Regions from separate parts of the Homo sapiens genome. Here region 2 is linked to region 1. Evidence: read pairs that join two places in POLR2A ChIA-PET (ENCODE). Cell type or tissue: Panc1. All regions are shown on one strand. Links, peaks and the distances in the headings refer to the core of each region. The heading gives the core; the rest is flanking DNA.

Region 1 (10,413 bases), core at 928-8,927:
AATTGAGATTGCACCACTGCACTCCAGCCTAGGCAACAGAGCAAGACTCTGTCTCAATAAAATAAAATAAAATAAAATAAAATAAAATAAAATAAAATAAAATAAAATAGGCTGGGCGTGGTGGCTCACGCCTGTAATCCCAGCACTTTGGGAGGCTGAGGCAGGTGGATCACCTGAAGTCAGGAGTTTGAGACCATCCTGGCCAACATGGTGAAACCTCGTCTCTACTAAAAATACAAAAATTAGCTAGGTGCGGTGGCGCACGCCTGTAATCCCAGCTGCTGGGGAGGCAGAGGCAGGAGAATCGCTTGAACCCGGGAGGCGGAGGTTGCAGTGAGCCAATATCGCGCCACTGCACTCTAGCCTAGATGACAGAGTGAGACTCCATCTAAAAAAAAAAAAAAAAATTAGTTGGGTGTGGTGGCAGATGCCTGTAATCCCAACGACTCAGGAAGCTGAGGCAGGAGAATTGCTTGAACCGGGAAGTCAGAGGGTGCAGTGAGCCGAGATTGGGCCACTGCACTCCAGCCTGGGTGACAGAACAAGACTCCGTCTCAGAGAAAAAAAAAAAAAAAATTATGACCTTTTTATCAGCGATCTCAACTCAGTGGGGACTTAACATGACACGGTTTTATTTCTTTTCCATTCAAGGCTTTTAACCCATTTCTGTCACATTTCCCTTTCTGTATCCTTCTTGAGGTCTTGGATAGATTCCATAGCTTTATTATGACTTTTAGCGTTAAAAGCCCAATCAGGGCCTGTAACCCCAACACTGTAGAAGGCTGAGGAGGGAGGATTGCTTAAGCCTAGGAGTTCAAGACTAGCCTCGTCAACATGGCAAAACCCCATCTCTGTGAAAAACTTAAAAATTAGCCAGGCTTTCTGGTGCACACCTGTGGTCCTTGCTACTTGGGAGGTTGAGGCTGGAGGATCGCTTGAGCCCAGGAGGTCGAGCCTGCAGTGAGTCATGATTGCTCTACTGCATTCCAACCTCAGAGCAAGGCCCTGCCTCAAAAACAAAACAAAACAAAACAAACAAACAAAACAAGCCGGGCACGGTGGCTCACGTCTGTAATCCTAGCATTTTGGGAGGCTGAGACGGGCAGATCACTTGAGGTCATGAGTTCGAGACCAGCCTGGCAACCATGGCGAAACCCTGTCTCTACTAAAATACAAAAATTAGCCAGGCATGGTGGCGCATGCCTGTAGTCCTAGCTGCTTGGGAGGCTTAGTAGGCAGGAGAATCTCTTGAACCCGGGAGGAGGAGGTTGCAGTAAGCTGAGATTGTGCCGCTGCACTCCTGCCTGGGTGACAGAGCGAGACTCCATCTCAAAAAAAGAAAGAAAGAAAGAAAACAAACAAAAACAAAACGAACAAACAAAAAAACAAACAAAAACCCCTGCCATCTCATTTCTGATATATATCATCTGTGTTCCCGCCCTGTCATCCTTCTCCAGGCTTGGGGATCAGTTTCTGCTGCAGGGACTTGGATGTGGGGAAGGGCTTTGGTCAGCCTTTCACCCCTCCATTTGCTGCAGTTGGCTGGAGGGGGATATATTTGTGTGTTCACTTGTGCCTGGTGTTGAGTGTAGGCGGTCATGGGATGGTCCTGGTACACGTTCCCTTCCTTCTCAGGTCTAACTTTTCCAGTGTTGAGGAAAGAGAGAGAAGAAGGGTAATTTCCCTTTACTTAATTTCCCACAGTTTAATCGCCACTCCTTTTGTGGTTGTTACTGGTTGACTGAGTGTGATTTGGTGTCCAGATATTGGTTCTCATAGTGGGAGGCTCAGCCCCTGTCAGGTCTCCTTGCTTCTTGCTTCTCACTGTTGGGGTCCCGTTTGCCTGGAGGGTACCCTTCTTTGGGGAGCCTACCCAAGGGTTGTAGTAGAGACCACTCCAGGGCCAACCCCTCTTTTTTTTTTAATTTTCGAGACAGGGCTTGCTTTGTTGCCCAGGCTAGAGCGCAGTGGTGCAATCTCGGTTCACTGCAGCCTCAACCTCCTGGCCTCAAGTGATCCTCCCACCTCAGCCTCCCGAGTAGCTGGAACTACAGGCATGCACCAGTGCACCCTGCCACCAACCCCTCTTTCTGCCCAACTCTCTCTCTAATTCTCTCCTCCCTCTGCTCTAAGAGTGAGGAGGGCAGGAGAGCAAGTTCACTGCCTGAGCAGAGGTCTGATTGTGGCATGAGGTGCCAGTCTTCCTTCTTTGCAGGAGCCTCCAAATTGTTTTGGAACATCCCCTTCATTTGACTTGGAAAGGTATGTGAGTTATCTTTTTTTTTTTTTTTGAGACAGAGTTTCACTCTTGTTACCCAGGCTGGAGTGCAATGGCATGATCTTGGCTCACCGCAACCTCCACCTCCTGGGTTCAAGCAATTCTCCTGCCTCAGCCTCCCGAGTAGCTGGGATTACAGGCATGTGCCACCACGCCCGGCTAATTTTTGTATTTTTAGTAGAGACAAGGTTTCTCCATGTTGGTCAGGCTGGTCTCGATCTCCCGACCTCAGGTGATCCGCCCACCTCAGCCTCCCAAAGTGCTGGGATAACAGGTGTGAGCCACCGCGCCCGGCGTGAGTTATCTATTGATGTATAAAAAAGTATGCCCAAAACTCAGTGGCTTAAAACAATAAGCATTTATTATGTCACAGTTTCTGTGGGGAGGAATTAGGAAGCAATTTAGCTGGGTGGTTCTGGCTCAGACTCTCTCATGGGTTGCAGTCAATGTTGGCTGGGGCTGCAATCACCTGAAGGCTTTAATTGGGGCTGGAAGATCCACCTCCAACCTCACTCTCGTGGCTGTTGGCAAGAGGCTTCAGTTTCTCACCATGAGGACCTGCATGAAGGGCTGCTCACAATATTGTAGCTGGCTTTCCCTAGAGTAAGTGATCCGAGGAGAAAAACACTGAGGTGGAGACCGCAATGTCTTTTATGACTTAGCTTCAGAAATGCCATATCACTGCTTCTTCCATATTCTATTGGTCACATAGACCCAACCTAATATCGTGTGGGAAAGAACTACACAAGGGCATGAATAGCAGGAGGGGAAATCATGGGGGCCACTTGGAAGTGACTATCACAAGATGTGAGGGAAAATTCTCTTTACTGAGCACTGATCCACTGATAAATTTCCCGCCATCCTGACCCCTAACAGCTTCTCTCTGTCTCTCTCTTTTATTTTTTTTGGATGGAGTTTCGCTTTTGTTGCCCAGGCTGGTGTACAATGGTGCAATTTGGCTCACTGCAACCTCTGCCTCCCAGGTTCAAGAGATTCTCCTGTCTCAGCCTCCCAAGTAGCTGGGATTACAGGCATGCGCCACCATGCCCGGCTAATTTTGTATTTTTAGTAGAGATGGGGTTTCTCCATGTTGGTCAGGCTGGTCTCGAACTCCTGACCTCTGGTAATCCACCCGCCCTGGCCTCCCAAAGTGCTGGGATTACAGGCGTGAGCCACCACGCCTGGCCCGCTCTCTCTTTTTTAGACAGGGTCTCATTCTATCACCCAGGGTGGAGTGCAGTGGCACGTTTATAGCTCACTGTAATCTCAAACTCCTGGGCCCAAGTGATCGTCTGGCCTCAGCCTCCTGAGTAGCTGGAACTACAGGTGCTCACCACCATGCCTGGCTAATTTTTTCAATGTTTTTGTAGTGATGGGGTGTCATTATATTGACCAGGCTGTTCTCGAACTCCTGGCCTCAAGCCATCTTCCCTCCTCAGCCTCCCAAAGTGCTGGGATTACAGGTGTAAGCCACCATTCCCTGACCCAACAGCTTCTCTCTCTCTTTTTTGTAATTGGACAGCCTCCTCAGCCAGAGAAGGCTTAGAGAGACTTTCTAGCTTCTCTTAAAGACTGAAAATTTGGTCTTACTGGGGTGATGGTATGGCTCTGAGGACTTGTTTTTTGCTTAGATGTCCAATAGAAATATAAACCTATTATCACCAAAATGAAACTACTGATCTTTTCTCCATAAAGACATATCTTCCATAATTTCCCTTCTATCAGTATATGGCAATTCCATCTTTCCAGTTGCTGTGGCCCAAAATCTTGGAGTCATCCTTCACTCCTCTCCTTCTCTCTCTCTCTCTTTTTTTTTTTTTTTTTTTTTTTTTTTTGAGACAGAGTCTCGCTCTGCCACACAGGCTGGAATGATGGAGTAGTATGATCTCGGCTCACTGCAACCTCCGCCTCCCGGGTTCAAGCAATTCTCCTGCCTCAGCCTCCCGAGTAGCTGGGATTACAGGCATGTGCCACCACACCTGGCTGATTTTTGTATTTTTAGTAGAGATGGGGTTTCACCATGTTGGCCAGGCTGGTCTTGAACTCCTGACCTCAGGTGATCCGCCCGCCAGGGCCTCCCAAAGTGTTGTTTACAGGCGTGAGTCACTGTGCCTGGCCCATTCCTCTCCTTTTCTTAGACCTCTGTGTTTCCCATCAGCAAACCCTGCTGGCTGTACCTTGAAAATATATCTAAGACCCATCCAGTAGCCCCACCCAGCCCCCAGCCCTTCCCTTTCCCACTGGGTAACCGCACAGCTGCCTGCTTATTCTCTTTGCTCCTACCCTTTCTACTCTACAGTCACTCCTCAAGTCAGTAGCCAGAGTGATCCTTTAAAAATATAGGTTAGATTACAACCTCCTCTGTTCAAAACCTTCCAGAGACTCTCCATCTCTTTTATTTATTTATTTGAGACAGAGTCTCGCTCTGTCGCCCAGGCTGGAGTATAGTGGCGTGATCTCGGCTCATTGCAACCTCCACCTCCTGGGTTCAAGCGATTCTCCTGCCTCAGCCCCCACAAGTAACTGGGATTACAGATGCGTGCCATCATGCCTGGCTAATTTTTGTATTTTTAGTAGAGACGGAGTTTCACCGTGTTGGCCAGGCTGGTCTCAAACTCCTGACCTCAGGTCATCTGCCTGTCTTGGCCTCCCAAAGTGCTGGGATTACAGGTGTGAGCCACTGTGCCTAGCCCAGTCTTTCATTTCATGCTTTCAGAAGTCCAGTGTGGTGGGTTTCATCACACTCATTTTACAGACAGAAGATCTGAGACTCAGAGAGATTACGTAATTTTCCTGAGATCATACAGTACAGCTGGGTCTCAAAAGGCAGAAGTTTCATTCCAACTCCAATCAGATATGCCAGAGTTCTCCTCCTTCACCACACCCCATTCTACGATCCTTGGCGAATCTTATGCCCTAACTCTGTGGGAAGCAAGCATCTGGATCCCCAGAGGCATTGCTGAATTGTGGGAGCTCTGCCACTGCAAGGAGAGCCACCATAGATCTGAGATCTGGTCCTCAGGATACTGGTTTTTATCAATTCCCCTGCAAATAAACAGACTGGGAGGGCTAAGTCACTCTGGCTAAACTAATAACTAAGTGATAAACCCAAATACACACTAATTTCTTAATTTATACAGAAAAATTAAACTGCTAAGAGGATTAGAACGTTAGGCTGGAAGTCTTTATAAATACGCTCAGAAAATAGGCTTTATTTGAATAAAGTTATATGGAGATCTAACACAGGCTGCTTAGAAGCACTCTCTTTCCTGGACAGAACTGATACAACTCTGACTTATTTTCATCCCTTGACTGTTCTTTTTCTAGATTGCAGACGCCTCTCTCTTTAGTTATGACAACATTATATTGGATGGGTCACAATGAACTTTACTAGATTATAGTTAATTACAGTTTTCCTTCCCTCAGGGAAATTTAGAAAACACCACAAATGCATACCCAGCATATTTCCTCATCATCTCCACGGGAGACTTTGAGAAGCTTTTCCTTACGGCAACTCTCACACATCCATGAAGCTGGAGGGAGTGTTGTGCACCCCTATCTCAGCTGCAGCAGTTCTCAACATCCTGATGCTTTTTTTGTTTATCCATCCTACCCTTCTAAACACACACACACGATATTCCTCTAGAGTATCTTAAAGCAAATCTTTAATTCTTATCTTTAAATTCAGGAGTTGGAGCCTCTATGAACTGTTCTTGTCATTTTTTTTTTTTAAGAGATAGGGTCTTTCTCTGTCACCCAGGCTGGAGTGGAGTGGCCTGATCATGGCTCACTACAGCCTTGACCCCCGGGGTAAAATGTCGCAGCCTCCCAAGTAGCTGGGCCTACCGGCGCACACTAGCACACCCAGACAATTTTTTGTATTTTTTGTATTTTTTAGAGACGGGGTCTTACTATGTTGCCCAGGCTGGTGTCAAACTCCTGAATTCAAGTGATCCTCCTGCCTCGGCCTCCAAAGTGCTCGTACTGCAGGTGTGAGCCACTGAGCCCAGCCTGTCCTAATCTTAAAGATTACCACAACAAGTCATTGTGAGGTCAAAATGAGATACTGCATGTGAAAGGGCTGTAGTTCTGAAAACTGGGCTGCGTATTAAATTCTCTGGTGGAGGGTGGGGTGGGCACGATGGCTCATGCCTATAATTCCAACACTTTCGAGGGCCAAGGTAGTAGGATGCCTCGAGCCCGGGAGTTCAAGACCAGCCTGGGCAAATAGCAAGACATTATCTCTACAAAAAATAAAATAATAGCCAGGCATGGTGACACCTGACTGTATTCCAACTACTCAGAAGGCTAAGGCAGGAGGATCCCTTGAGCCCAGGAGTTTGAGCCAGGAGAATCCCTTGAGCCCAGGAGTTTGAGGCTGCAGTTCACACCACTGCACTCTAGCCTGGGTGACAGAACAAGACCCCATCTCTTAAAAGAAAAAAAAAAAGGCCAGGCATGGTGGCTCACGCCTGTAATCCCAGTACTTTGGGACGCTGAAGTGGGCGGATTGCTTGAACCCAGGAGTTCGAGACCAGCCTGGCCAACATGGTGAAACCCCGTCTCTACAAAAAATATAAAATTTAGCTGGGTGTGGTGGCATGTGCCTGTGGTCCCAGCTACTCAGGAGGCTGAGGTGGGAGGATGGCTTGAGCCTGGGAGGCAGAGGTTGCAGTGAGCTGTGATCACACCACTGCCCTCCACTGGGTGATAGAGTGAGACTCTCTCTCAAAAAAAAAAATTAAATTCTCCAGGTTTTATTTTTTTTTCTTCAAAGCTAAATCCCTACACTTGTTGAGTCACGTGTCTGGCAGTAGGGCTCAGGCAAAGGTACCTACCCCAGGATATTTGACTGTGGCTTTCAGGAGTCCAATGTTGAGAAGTCACCGCTGGGAAGTAGCTAGCTAGTTAGTGTTGGAGCTGCTATCCTCTTGTATGCTTCAGTGGCTACCTGGGGAACTGGAGGTACAGTTGGTAGGACCCGGTCAGCTGTGACTATTGGGCTGAAGATGGACCTGACACACTGGATACCTGAGGATGGATGGATGGTTGTACTTGGCCTAGGGAGGGCTGCTTCTGTCCTGGGAGGGGGTGGATCAGAATTGAATGGCAAGGTTTGTAAAAGAAGGGTGAGAAGCAGTGGAAAGAATAGGCCAAGAGGCTGCCCTGGAGCCTCTGTCATGGGGTGAAGGGGCATCAGGCTTCAAGGTGCTCCTGAGTGGAGGTACTTCTTTGGTTGTTGTTGTTTTTAATTTTTTAAAAGGGACAGGGTCTCAACATCTTGCCCAGGCTGATCTTGAACTCCTGGGCTCAAGCGATCCTCCCAAAGTGCTAGAATTACAGGCATGAGCCACTGCGCCCAGCCCTGCTCTTTGGTTTGGAAGACAGGAAGGTAGAGGAATCATGCAGAACTGCTGGAATGCACAACTCACATTGCATATGAATACCCCGGCCCTGAAGTTGTGCAGCCCTAGATCGTGGGAGATAGATGATTCCACAGAGAAAAAGGGGACCACTAGGCAGCTGAAAGGATGGTAGCGCAAGACCTGAGCCAGCTTTCGGAGGTGCCTCTGCGTGTGAGTAAAAGGTGGCGTTGAAGGGGCCATGGCTACTTGTTCTCTTTCCCACTACCACCCCTCAACACCTTGACTGTGTTGAACTTAGCTGAAGCTTGTGCTTCTGAAAAGCACCTACAGTAAAGAAATTCCCCATCCTTTTGTCTTCCTTCCATCTCACTTTGTAGACTCCGTTGTCCAGGCTGGAGTATAGTGGCGCGATCTTGGCTCACTGCAACCTCTGCCTCCCAGGCTCAAGAGATTCTCATATCTCAGCCTCCCAAGTAGCTGGGATTACACACACGTGCCATGATGCCCGGCAAATTTTTTATGTATTTTTAGTAGAGACAGGGTTTCACCATGTTTGTTGGCCAGGCTGGTCTTAAACTCCTGACATATGATCTGTCCGCCTCAGCATCCCAAAGCGCTGGGATTACAGGCATGAGCCACTGCGCCCAGCTGAGAGATGGCTGTCTTAACGGACTACCCTGCTCTGGAATATCCCAAGATAAGACCCACTTCCACCCTTCCTCAGTGACTCAGATAAGACCCTCTCCATCCTTCCTCTCACGAAAGATCCCTTGTTTACCTGGATTACCCCAGGTCTCCTTCCTTTTGTTTTGCTTTGAGATGGAGTTTCACTCTTGTTGCTCAGGCTGGAGTGCAATGGCGTGATCTCGGCTCACTGCAACCTCCGCCTCCTGGGTTCAAGCAATTCTCCTGCCTCAGCCTTCCAAGTAGCTGGGATTACAGGCACCATGCCTGGCTAATTTTTGTATTTTTAGTAGAGACAGGGTTTCACCATGTTGGCCAGGCTGGTCTCGAACTCCTGACCTCAAATGATTCCGCCCTCCACCCCCACCTCGGCCTCCCAAAGTGCTGGGATTGCAGGTGTGAGCCACCGAGCCCCGCCTGTCCTTCCTTTCCTTTTTTTTTTCTTTTGAGATGGAGTCTCACTCTGTTGCTCAGGCTCGAGTGCAGTGGCATGATCTTGGCTCACTGCAACCTCTTCCTCCTGGGTTCAAGCGATTCTCCTGCCTCAACCTCCCGAGTGGCTGGGACTACAGGTGTGCACTACCACGCTTGGCTAATTTTTGTATTTCTAGTTGAGATGGGGTTTCACTATATTGGCCAGGCTGGTCTCGAACTCCTGACCTCATGATCCACCCGCCTCAGCCTCCCAAAGTACTGGGATTACAGGTATGAGCCACCGGGCCTGGCTCTTCCTTTTCTTTGATACATTCCTCATTAATAAGCATTCTTCCTATTGCAACAGTCTGAACAAAATGATTTGATTTATAGTCCAGTGCATCTCACCTTTCACACCCTTCTCCTTTATTCCCCTTTTCCTCATCACACAGAATTTTACAATGAGATTTCTGCTTGTGTCAATCTATCAGAAATTCAGCTGACAGGGTGCATGACACTGCGAATGAATTTAATGCCTTTGAACTGAACACACATGGTCCTGACTTAATGATGGTTTGACTTAGGATTTTTAGACTTTAGGATGGGTTTAGTTTTTCTGTAGGTAACCCCATTGTAAGTTGAGGACCATCTGTACTTAAAAATTATACGCTGTATTTTATGTATTTTTTTTCTTTTTTTTTTTTGAGACAGAGTTTCACTCTTGTTGCCTAGGCTGGAGTGCAGTGGCGCGATCTTGGCTCACCGCAACCTCCACTTCCCAGGTTCAAGCGATTCTCCTGCCTCAGCCTCCCAACTAGCTGGGATTACAGGCATGCGCCACCACACCCGGCTAATTTTGTATTTTTAGTAGAGACGGGGTTTCTTCATGTTGGTCAGGCTGGTCTCGAACTCCCGACCTCAGATGAGCCACCCACCTCGGCCTCCCAAAGTGCTGGGATTACAGGTGTGAGCCACCGCGCCCGGCCTTTATGTGCATTTTACTACAATTAAAAATTCATCTTGCAGAGAAATGCAATGGAAATAATTTATTCAAAACAATTAGAACCCCTACTATGTGCTGGGTGATAGGTTGGGGTTGGGGAAATGGGTGGGGCCTGAGTTAGGAAATGAGTAAGACCTGCTTCCTGTGGTCCTGGAGCTCCCAGCCTTGCTGCGGAGACAAACCCATAATCTGTTAATTGAGCTCCATAATTCCAGGTGACACACATTACAGTACACATGCGTAGCGCCTGATTTCAGTCAGGATGCAAAGGGCTTTGAATGCTACACTAAGGACTTTGGATTTTGGTAATTGGGAGTTATGAATGGTTTTAAAGCCAGTGTATGACACGAACAGATTCATTGCAATTCCTAAAGTCTTAGCACCAGACATTTGACATTGTAGGGTGTCAAAGACTGATGGCAGTGACAGGCTGGGCACCATGGCTCACACCTGTAATCTCAGCACTTTGAGAGATGAGGTGGGAGGATCGCTTAAGGCCAGAAGTTCAAAACCAGCCTGGGCAACATAGAGACCCCCATCTTTAGAAAAAATTTTAAAAATTAGCTGAGGCTCACCCAGCAGTTTGAGACTGTAGTGAGCTATGATCACAGTACTGCACCCCAGCCTGATGGATTGAGACCCCATTTCTTCTTTTTTTTGTTTTTTTG
Region 2 (10,413 bases), core at 706-8,705, 170 kb before region 1:
AACTCCTACTTTTTCTTTGAGGCAGAAATTGGGCATAAGATAACATGAGGGGTGGTGTCCTCCCTTACTAATACTGGACATTCTTCCAGTGACTGTTTAGTGTCTGTGCAGATATTTCTATGAGATAAATTCCTTGATGTGAAATTGCAACCCTAAAGTATGTAAAGCTGGACCTATTAGTAACACCACCAAATAGGTATGAAAGTGCATATTTTTCTGCATTCTCATTAATACTACATATTCCCAGTTTTGTTTTTGAGTTTTAGTCAATCTGGTGAGTGGAAAACATCATCCTGTGGTTCTAATTTTCATTTCCCTGATTGCCAGTGAAACTGAGTATCTTTTCATGTATTTATTGGCCTTTTGTGTTTCTCTTACTGTAAATTACCTTTTGGTATTTCTTACCCACTTTCCTATCAGTTAATTTATCTTCTTATCAACTCTGTTGATCTTCATGTTGCTTATTATGTTACAGTATGTTTTCTCCAAAGGTTATATAGATTGTCCTTTTTAAATCTTTATGTATGGTACCTTTCAGTGAACTGGAATTTTTTTTCTTTTTTTTTTTACTTTTTCAGTCCTTTTTTTTTTTATTTTAGAATAGATTTAGATTTACAGGACAGTTTTATGGATAATGCAGAGAATTGATTGGGATTTTTGTGTAATGTAATCTTTCCATGTGGAAGACGAAGGGTTTCCCCACCAAGACCATAAAGATAGTGTGCTTTCTTCTCTTTCAGGACTGGCTTTACTTTGTGTCCATCAGCTCTTAATCCCAACTCAAATCTGTTTGTCCTTGGTATGAGAGAAGGATCTAACTTGATTTTTTCCATCCCCAAACAGCCAGTGGGGACCCAACGTCAATTTTTCTGCCTTTTGTTTTGTTTTTTGAGAGAGGGTCTCACTCTGTCACCCAGGCTGGAGTGCAGTGGTACCATCATGGCTCACTGCAGCCTCGACCTCTTGGGATCAAGTAATCCTCCTGCCTCAACCTCCTTAGTAGCTAGGACTACAGACAGATGCCAACACACCCATCTAATTTTTAAATTTTTAGTAGAGACAAGGTCTCCCTATGTTGTGCAGGCCGATCTCAAATCCCTGGGCTGAAGTGATCTTCCCACTTCAGCCTCCCAAACTGCTGGGATCACGGGTGTGAGCCACCATGCCTCAGCTTTTTGGTCTTAATAATTCATCCTTTCAAGACAGATTTGAAGCTACCTTCTCCATATCCTAAGTTTATGACTTCACTCCTTCATCTGCTAGCCATGTTAAACTGTGATTTCATGAATCAGTGTCTTTTGTGGAATCTGTGGGTAGCTCCAGGGCCCATGGCAATTGCCCTTTAAATGCCAGGAAATGAATGAAACAGAGCATCTTGCGCCTGCCTTTCAGGCAGCCACGTCAGCAGGGTGATGCTTTGTGCCAAGAGCTTTACTAGGAAGGAGGGTGCCTTATCGGGATCAGTGTTATTGATTTTATTTTTCTAAATAGATAAAAGCATTCAAATAAAACAAAATTCGTAAGGTACCAAGGAGTACCTTTTTGAAAGTACTCCTTTCAAATTTGATGTTGAAAATGCGCTTCTTCCCCTGAGCCAGAGCCACCTGGCTGGCCGCCAGCCTCTGTCTGCGTGTGCACGTACCCGCCGTTTCCGCACCTTCTTTGCTCTTCAGGGTGTGTTCTGGCCGTCATCCCTGATTGGGTTGTAAAGGGCTCCTAATTCTTTTTTCCTGCCGCGTTGTACTCACTGTGGGTCTTCAGTGAGCTGCTGCTCCACTGTGCTTCCCGCGGCGGCCACAGAGCTTACTGGCTGCCTTCACTGGTGGCTGCCCCACTGGGCTCTGTGCCCAGACTGACCCCAGGAAGAAGGGCAGATTGGTGTACGAAGGGCTGTCACACTCTTTGTCTGCTCGACTGACTGGTTAAGCACAAAGCGAGAACTCCTGCTGACACTCATGCAGTACACCCGCAGCCCCTGCCTCAGCGTTCAAGACTTCATGGGATGCACTGCAAATGTAAGGAAGAGCTGGGCCTAACCATGAAAAATGAAAGTGAATACTAAGGCAGACCACCTGAAACAGAGCCAAGGGGAAGAGGAGGTTCTTGGAGGAACATCCACCTTGGGAGGTGGCGCCATTGGGGCAGCTCAGGCAGCTTTGGGAAGAGCAGCATGCCATCCCCACTTCTGTTCAGGGCTCCTGCAACTGCTTGCACTCTACTGAAAGCTGATGTCCCAGGCTCTGGGGATCCTCTTCCTTCACTGCCTGCGGCTATTCATTAAACATCCTGTGTGCGCTGCTTCAAAGCAGAAGGTCAGATGAAGCCAGCTCCCGCAGGCTGCCTGGTCAGATGGAGGAATGGACAAAGCCTGCGTAAAACGGCTCACGAAACCAGCCCTGACAATGACGTAGAGTTCCTTGCCTGGCAGACCAGAATCAATCCGAAAGGACAGTGCTGCCCAGTGTTGGCAGGATGTGAGGAAACAGGCATATGCTTCCCTGCTCATGAGATGCGGTCAGTAGTCCCTCTGGAGGCCAGTTTGGCAAAATCAAGCAAATGACTTTAAAATGTGCACACCCTTCAAAAAGCTAGATCGTTTTCTGGGGAACTAGATGGCAAAGATTCATTGACAAGGATGTTTGGCATAGCAATGTCATGATAGTGAAGAACTGGAAATTGCCTCAGTGCCCCACCATCGATTCAGTTCTGCCCGTGCTACGGAGTATTATATGGTACCTAAAAATGATGTCACAGGAAAATGGGAAAGTTAATGAAATACGCTGAGTGGAAAAAAGGCTTTGAAGCCATATGTAAAGTGTGATGCCAATTCTGTTTAGGGGAAAAGAAAGGCCATCTTTGGGTGTGAGGTTAATAGGAGTGTTTTTGGTTGCCTAGGGCTTATTTCCCCCTTTCTTTTTTTCTTTTTCTTTTTTTTTTTTTCCCACTCTGTCGCCCAGGCTGGAGTGCAATGGCACAGTCTCAGCTCACTGCAACCTCCGCCTCCCGTGTTTAAGCGATTCTCCTGCCTCAGCCTCCCAAGTGGCTGGGACTACAGGTGCGTGCCACCACACCCAGCTAATTTTTGTATTTTTAGTAGAGACGAGGTTTCTCCATGTTGGGCAGGCTGGTCTTGAACTCCTGACCTTGTGATCTGCCCGCCTCGCCCTCCCAAAGTGCTGGGATTATAGGCGTGAGCCACCGTGCCCATCCTCTTATTTCCCCTTTCTAAAGACCCTGTCGGCCTCCAAGCTCCTGCTCTTACCCCCACAGCCAGTTCTCACCAATTAGCCAGAATCACTTCTATTTAATAAGTTTTTAAAGTTTTGTTGGCTGGGTGCGGTGGCTCACACCTGTAATCCCAGCACTTTGGGAGGCCGAGGTGGGTGGATAACTTGAGGTCAGGAGTTCAAGACCAGCCTGGCCAACATGGTGAAACCCCGTCTCTACTAAAAATAGAAAAAAAAAAAAATTAGCTGGGCATGGTGGCATGCACCTGTAATCCCAGCTATTCAGGAGGCTGAGACAGGAGAATCATTTGAACCCGGGAGGCAGAGGTTGCAGTGAGCCGAGATTGTGCCATTGCACTCCAACCTAGGAGGCAGAGTGAGACTTCGTCTCAAAAAAAAAAAAAAATTTGGTTATAGATAATTTCAAGACATATACAAACGTTGAGAGGCTAGTAAAATGGACTCCATGTACCCATTTTCCATCTCAGCAAACACAGCCGTGGAGACTCCTCCTTCCCTCACCCATTGCCCCCCACCCCTGCCCCACATCATTGTGAATCAGAGCAAATGATTAGACTTATTTTATTCAGTACGTGTCTCTAAAAAGATAAGGTCTTGGTGGTTTGTTTGTTGTTGACAGAATCTCTTTCGCCGAGGCAGGAGTGCAGTGGTGCCATCCAGGCTCACTGCAGCTTCGACCTCCTGGGCTTAAGTGATCCTCCTGCCTCAGCCTCCCGAGTAGCTGGGACTACAGGCATGCACCATCCCACCTAGCTAACTTCTTTAAGTTTTTGTAGAGACAGGATCTCCCTGTGTTCCCCAGCCTGGTCTTAGACCCCTGGGCTCAAGTGATCCTCCCACCTTGGCTTCCCAAAGTGCTGAGATCACAGGCATGAGCCACAGTGCCCAGCCCTTGGTGGGTATTTTAAAACATAATTACAACATTATGATGACACCTAAAACACTGAACCATAAAAGAACTGTCATAAGCAATTGAGTCACTTCCCTGCTCCAGAATCTTCCAAGACTTTGCATCATCTTGGAAGGAAGCCTGGAGTCTTTAAGGTGGCCGCTAAGGCCCCTTTGCGGTGTGGCCCTGCCCTCTGCTCTTCTTCTCCCTGTCCCTGCGGTGCACTGGGCACTTGTGTCTTGATGCCCACCCTCCCTCATGCCCGCACGTTGGTAGGAGACTCCCCCCTTCTCATCATGGTGGTCTCTGCTCACATGTCACTGCCTCAGAGAGGTTTCACCTGATCCTTTTTTCCAAATGAGCTGCCACCTCAGGGCTCTGCACAACCTCCCTTTCCTTCATTTTTCTCCACGGACTACCAGGACCAGAAGTGAACTATGACCAGCCCTCCCCATGAGTATGAGCTCCCTGGGCGGGAGGGCCCCGTCCATCTCCCCCATGTCTGCATCCTCAGCACCCAGAACAGAGCGTGGACTAGAATATCACGGGTGCTGAGTAAATATTTGGCAAATAAGTAAAAGCCAACAATGTTTGGCTCTCTTCTGATCTCTTCCTGTGATGGAAATACATTGAGGTTTGCGGGGGGTGTGGGCTTCCTTCCTGTGTTGAGGAGGCGTCTTCCTCGCACCCTCCTCTGCACAGAAGCCGGGAGTCAGGCACTCCTTTGTTCCACCTCTGGGAGCGAGACCCAGGCCTAACCACTTGGATGCTCCTGAGGAAAGGACTCAGGGACGGCAGTCCTCACAGGCTTTTCTGGCCAGGGACCCTGCTGCTCCACACCCCTTGGCCAGGTTCTCCATCTTCCTGTGAATTCTGGAGCACCCCAGGATCCTCTCAGTGTTCTTATGTCTGGAGCAGCCAGCCAAGCAGGTTCTGTGTGGCCACCAAGGAGGAACTGACTGATGGAGCGGAAGTGCAGACAGGCTAGGGAGAGAGCAGCCTCACGCTCGTCAGGTCCTTGCGCACTGGGGATAAGAGCTGGGACAGGCGCAGATGCACCGTGGCTTCCCTCGAAACCCTCGTTTCCCTCCCATTTTGTTCACTTCCTCACTGTGGGGCCAGAGGGCCCCACCTTTCCTTCTCCCCTTACCACTGCCCGGCCCTGGGTCAGCTCCTGGACCCCTTCTCCACTGTGGACTCCCTGCCTGCCTGTTCTCAGACTTGAAACTGCACGGCCAAACAGTGATGCCACATGCATGTCCCTTGTCCCCACCTTGGCTCTTGACCCCTTCAGGCTGCCCGGAGCCACAGCGAGTTCCTGGCCAGCCTCCTGGGGACCTTAGCAGACTCCATGCTTCCTGCTGCTGAAGCCTCTGCACTCCCAGCGAACAGCCACCCCCACTAGACAAACGCAGTGCTCTCAGTTCTCACCTCCCTGCTGCCCACTGCACCCTTAATTCTGGATCCTGGCAGTCCTGCCTCTCCCAAAACCTTCTGCAGTCATCCCTTATTCTTGTACCGTTTGCTTTTTGTTCACTAGCTTTCTCTGCAGCAAATAAATGCGTTCCTGCGTCTCCTACCTTAAAACAGCCGTTCTGTCTCCACCCACATCTCCCTCGAGCTCCTGCCGCAGCTCCAAGCTTCCTCCCCCAGTTCTCTTTCACTCATGGCTGAATCCTGCCCACCCTCGGGCAGGTTGGATTCTTCGGAGCTCAGAGTGTCACAGAGAGCTCTCACTGTGGGCGGGTGAGGCCAGAAGGTCTGGAAGGAGGCAGTCAAGGCCCAGTCAACCTGGAGATTTCAGAAGGGCACCAAACCTGGAGGAAGGAACAAGAGGCAAGATGAAGGTCGCATCCGGAGCCTGGGCTGGAGCTGGGAGGCAGACAGCAGCGTGAAGGTGGGCGGCGGTCAGGCCATGATCGCCAGGAGGGGGACATGGCTGGAGAGGACGCGGCTCCCTCTCAGGTGGGATGTCTGAAGGACCTAAAGGGCCAGGAGCTGAGGAGACACCTCTTGGGGCACCAGGCACTCCAGCCAAGCTGCTCCGTCACCAGGGACCTCTCGGGCTCTTCCTGATGAGCAACCAGCACTTCCTTCCCTGGGCTTCCCAGGGCCCTCCTGGCTTCCTCAGCTGCCCTCAGGGATACCCCTCCCCCACCAGCCCTCGAGTCTTGGTGGGCCTCAGGATTCCACCCTAGCCCTTACTGTGACACAGGCCCATGAAGTCGGGGGTGCTAGGTGCCCCCCACTTGCCCCGATCCAGGACTGGGGCACTCTTTCCACTGCTGGGGGTGGCAGAGGAGTCACCTCTGCCAAAGGTGGTCACCTTACCAGGGCTGGGCCCCTTCCTTGGCAGCAGCCCAGTGCTGAGACACAAAGATCTTCCCCGTTGCCTTAGTTGAGGATGTCTCCGAAGGACCCTGCTGGCTCCGGAGTCCTTGTGGGGTCAGCTGAGGCCTTCACTGGCTGCGTGGCAGCCTGGTTTCCTTTGTCTCTCCCCGCATAAATTCCCTGCATCCTCTCTCCCTACGTAAATTCCCTGCTTGCTAATATCCATTTCAGAGCCTACTTTCTGGGGAAGCCAGCCTGAGACACCATCTCATCTGCACCCGAGGCCTCAGCTCCAGGCACATGCTAGCAGCTCCCAAATGAATACCTGTGGCCAGACTTTGCTGCTGAGCACCTATCTGTGTGGCACATGTCTGGGATTCAGCATGTGGGAAGCAGGAGTCACCGCCTTCCCAGGAGGACCCCTTCCCTGTCTTCCATGGCTCCATGAGTGGCACCAGTGTCTGCCCACTGCCCAGGCCTGGAGTCCTATGGACAGATTCGGTGCCCTGGAGCTCCCCAATCTCCCACAGTGCTCATTCCTCCTCACCCTCCCTGTCGCTGCCTTGGTGCAGCTCTTCCTGCAACCCCCTTGGATTTCCGCCAGAGCATCCCACTGTCTCTTTCCAGGCTTTCTCCACCAGCTCCACCTTGTGCTGTCCCGGAGTGTGACCGTCCTTCAGATGCTCATGTGTTCGCATTGCTGATGTGCATAAAATCTTTCAGACTTTCCCCCTCAGGGTGAAATGCCACGGTGCAGCCTGGGGTTGGAGGGCATTGGTGCCCCCTTTCCCAGGCTCACATGCCACCCTGCTCCCTGCAGGCTTCCACGCTTTTGCCGCGTCCTAGAACTTGGCAGCCACCCCAACTCAAGATGATCATTTGCCTCCAAGCTTTTCCGCATCTGTCTCCTCCTGGAGAGGCCTCTTCCCATTGTCCTCCTCTGCCTGGTTCACATCTCTTCAGCCTCAAGACGAGGCTCCGGCCAAGGCATCTCCTCTTCGAGCAGCCCTTGTTGCAGGCCCATCAGGCTGTCCCCCTCACTGACGCGGGCCGTGAGCATCAGAGGGACAGGTGCTGTGGCCGTACTCCCTGAGTCCACAGAGCCTGGCATGGCAGGGGGACTCACTCAGCACACTCGTGCTTTGTCTGCTTCTGGAGGGTAGATTTCAAAGAAGCATAAAGAGGTAGAACTTAAAAAAAAAGATTCTAGGGCCAGGCACGGTGGCTCACACCTGTAATCCCAGCACTTTGGGAGGCTGAGGCAGGTGGATCACTTGAGGTCAAGAGTTCAAGACCAGCCTGGCCAACATGGTGAAACCCCGGGTCTACTAAAAATACAAAAATTAGCCGGGCATTGTGGTGTGCACCTGTAGTCCCAGCTACTCAGGAGGCTGAGGTTGTTGTAGTGAGCCAAGATCACGCCACTGCACTCCAGCCTGGGCGACAGAGCAAGACTGTCTCAAAAAAAAAAAAAAAAAAATTAAGAAGAGAGATGTCTCAGGTGGGCTGGGAGATCTTGCACTGAAGCTTTGAATATGGATTACAAAGGAGCCCAGTGAGGAAAAGAAGGGAAGCATTAAAGGCTGCAGGGGCTCCCCTCAGAGCTTGTTCGTGGTCTCAGGTTTGGAAAGAAGGGCACCAAAGTAAGGTAGCCGGACAAACGGCGTGGACCAGCGGGAGTGTTGTTGGGAAATGCCGAAGGCCATAAAAGGAGTTTCTGTGTAGTTACTTTTGAAGCAAGGAGTGCGGTTTGGGGCTGACAGTAAAACGTTAGCCCTGATGCAGACGGAACAACACTACACAATTCGTATTTTGCTTTTGCCGTCTTTGTCAAGGAGAACAGTTTTTCATTTGGAATCAAATATTGGTCGTCGAAGGGGGTTAAAGCCTAAGAGAGTGTGGGAGGCTGCATGACCAACCTCACTGTGCAGAGGAGGCCGTCTCCCCGGTGGGACGGCGTCTCACTGCTCCTGGGAGACATGAAGTTGGGGCCGTGGCTCCATGGGGACTTTTGGAGGCGGAGGGCTTCCAGGAGATGGGGGCAATGGTGCTTGATGTGCTCCTCCAGGTTATTCTCTAGGGGATTCCGGCTTGGGAGCACATACGTAGAAAAGGAAACACTGCTTTCTAGGAGTCCTAACAAGAAATCATACCAGGCAAGCCTCACTTTTCCACAGGTCAACCAGAATCATACTCCAGAGAGGACTGTGCAGTGCCTGTATGTAGGTTTCCTGGGCATTTGGTAGAGGCTGTCACCATAGGCTGGGTTCGGCATGAAGGAATGCGGGTCAAATGATGACAGAATGAAGTGGGCTCATTATCAAAAGGTGCTGCTGGCCATCAGAGTGTGCCCAGAGGGCAGGCCCTGTCACCACCCCGAGTTCTGTCTCCACTCACAGGTTGGCCAGGGCAGGCCCAGTGTTTTGGATGAGGCTATTAATGGAACAATGGTCAGATTCACAGATGACATGAATACAACTGACAGCAGACCGAAGATCCCAGAAGATCTCAACAGACTGTAATGATGGACTGAGTTGAAAAGGGAGGCCCAGCTGCACAATTAAGAACAGGATCTGGGAAATGGGATTTGACAGCAAGACGTGTGAAAAAAAAAGACTTTGGGCTCAATCTGTTAACTGCGTTGTGTTGTGGGGCTGCCAAGAAAATGAGCATCAGCCTCAACTCCGAGTGTCGCACTTGAAAGGGAACATTGACAACCCCCAGGGCCGTCAGAGGACCCAAACCAAAATGGCAAAAAAAGATACAAAAAGATGGGAATGAGGGGGCTGTGGCACCTGCAGGAAGGGGCAGCCACGGGAATGTGGCAACTTCTTCCAAGCGTAGAGGACCTAGGTTGGCGGAGAGCTCCCTCCTGGAGGCCCCAGAGGACAGGATCCAGAAGCTTTGAGTGGAAGTCCCAGAAGGGCAGGTTTTGGCAAAATATGGGAACGATTTCCTTTGGTTAGTCCGGTAAATGAATTTGGGCTGTCTTGGCAGATACTGCACTTCCTTTGCTGAAGTGAACACTTATTGGGGGTGTGGCAAAGAGAATTAAAATGGATAACTATGCAGAAGCTAGATTAGGTGACTTCAAGGTGTTTTCTTTTTTCTTTTTTCTTTTTTTTTTTTTTTTTTGAGACAGAGTCTTGATCTGTCGCCCAGGCTGGAGGGCGGTGGCGTGATGTCGGCTCACTGCAACCTCTGCCTCCCAGGTTCAAGTGATTCTCCTGCCTCAGCCTCCCAAGTAGCAGGCATTACAGGTACCTGTCACCACACCCGGCTAATTTTTGTATTTTTAGTAGAGACGGGGTTTCACCATGTTGGCCAGACTGGTCTCGAACTGACCTCAGGTGATCCTCCCACCTCAGCCTCCCAAAGTGCTGGGGTTACAGGCGAGAGCCACTGCGCCCAGCAGACTTCAAGGTGTTTTCTAAGCCTGAGGTTCTGTGATTTTTATCATACAAAGAGGGAGATGAGAATGGAAGTTGGTATGATTGTTCATGTGTACCTTTTAATTTACTTATAATACGTGTGAATGGAAGGACCCATATCATAGGTGGACACTTCGTGCCCTTTGCAAAAGAGATCATCCATGTACCACCTGACCATGGGACAGAATGTCTGCCGCTCCCCAGAAGCCCCATCAGGCCCCTGCCAGGCGTTCCCTCCTGCAGAGGTAATCACTTTCACAGCTTCCATCACATAGATTCATTTTACCTGTTTTGTTGGTTGGTTGGTTTTTGAGAGATGGGGTCTCCCTATGTTGCCCAGGATGGCCTCGAACTCCTGACCTCAAATGAGCCTCCTGCCTCAGTTTCCCAAAGTGCTGGGATTACAGGTGTGAGCCACTGTGCCTAGCCCAATTTTGCCTGTTTTTAAACATTTATATAAATGGGACCATGCAGAGCATTCTCCCTTGGGTCTGGCTTCCTTGGCTCAACACCT

Evidence for each region. ChIA-PET counts read pairs that join two places held together with the same protein. Peaks named below come from ENCODE experiments on the same cell type or tissue, not always from the same donor. Only the 100,000 strongest peaks of a DNase experiment are listed, where the experiment ranks them.
Region 2: POLR2A ChIA-PET joins it to region 1 with 16 read pairs; 3 of 35 experiments call an interaction of 5 or more read pairs at or near these places.

The regions. Positions count from the first base shown.
Region 1 is chr2:96,742,567-96,752,979 of GRCh38, reverse strand. No RefSeq gene overlaps it. Among named protein-coding and RNA genes, the nearest start is that of LMAN2L, 7.7 kb to the right of the region's middle. In Panc1, for the core only: no CTCF peak of the experiment used is centred there; no DNase peak of the experiment used is centred there.
Region 2 is chr2:96,908,333-96,918,745 of GRCh38, reverse strand. All of the region lies in intron 12 of FAM178B (family with sequence similarity 178 member B), which reads left to right. Among named protein-coding and RNA genes, the nearest start is that of SEMA4C, 43 kb to the right of the region's middle. RefSeq lists an enhancer at 4,823-5,510. In Panc1, for the core only: no CTCF peak of the experiment used is centred there; a DNase peak (open chromatin) is centred at 4,245.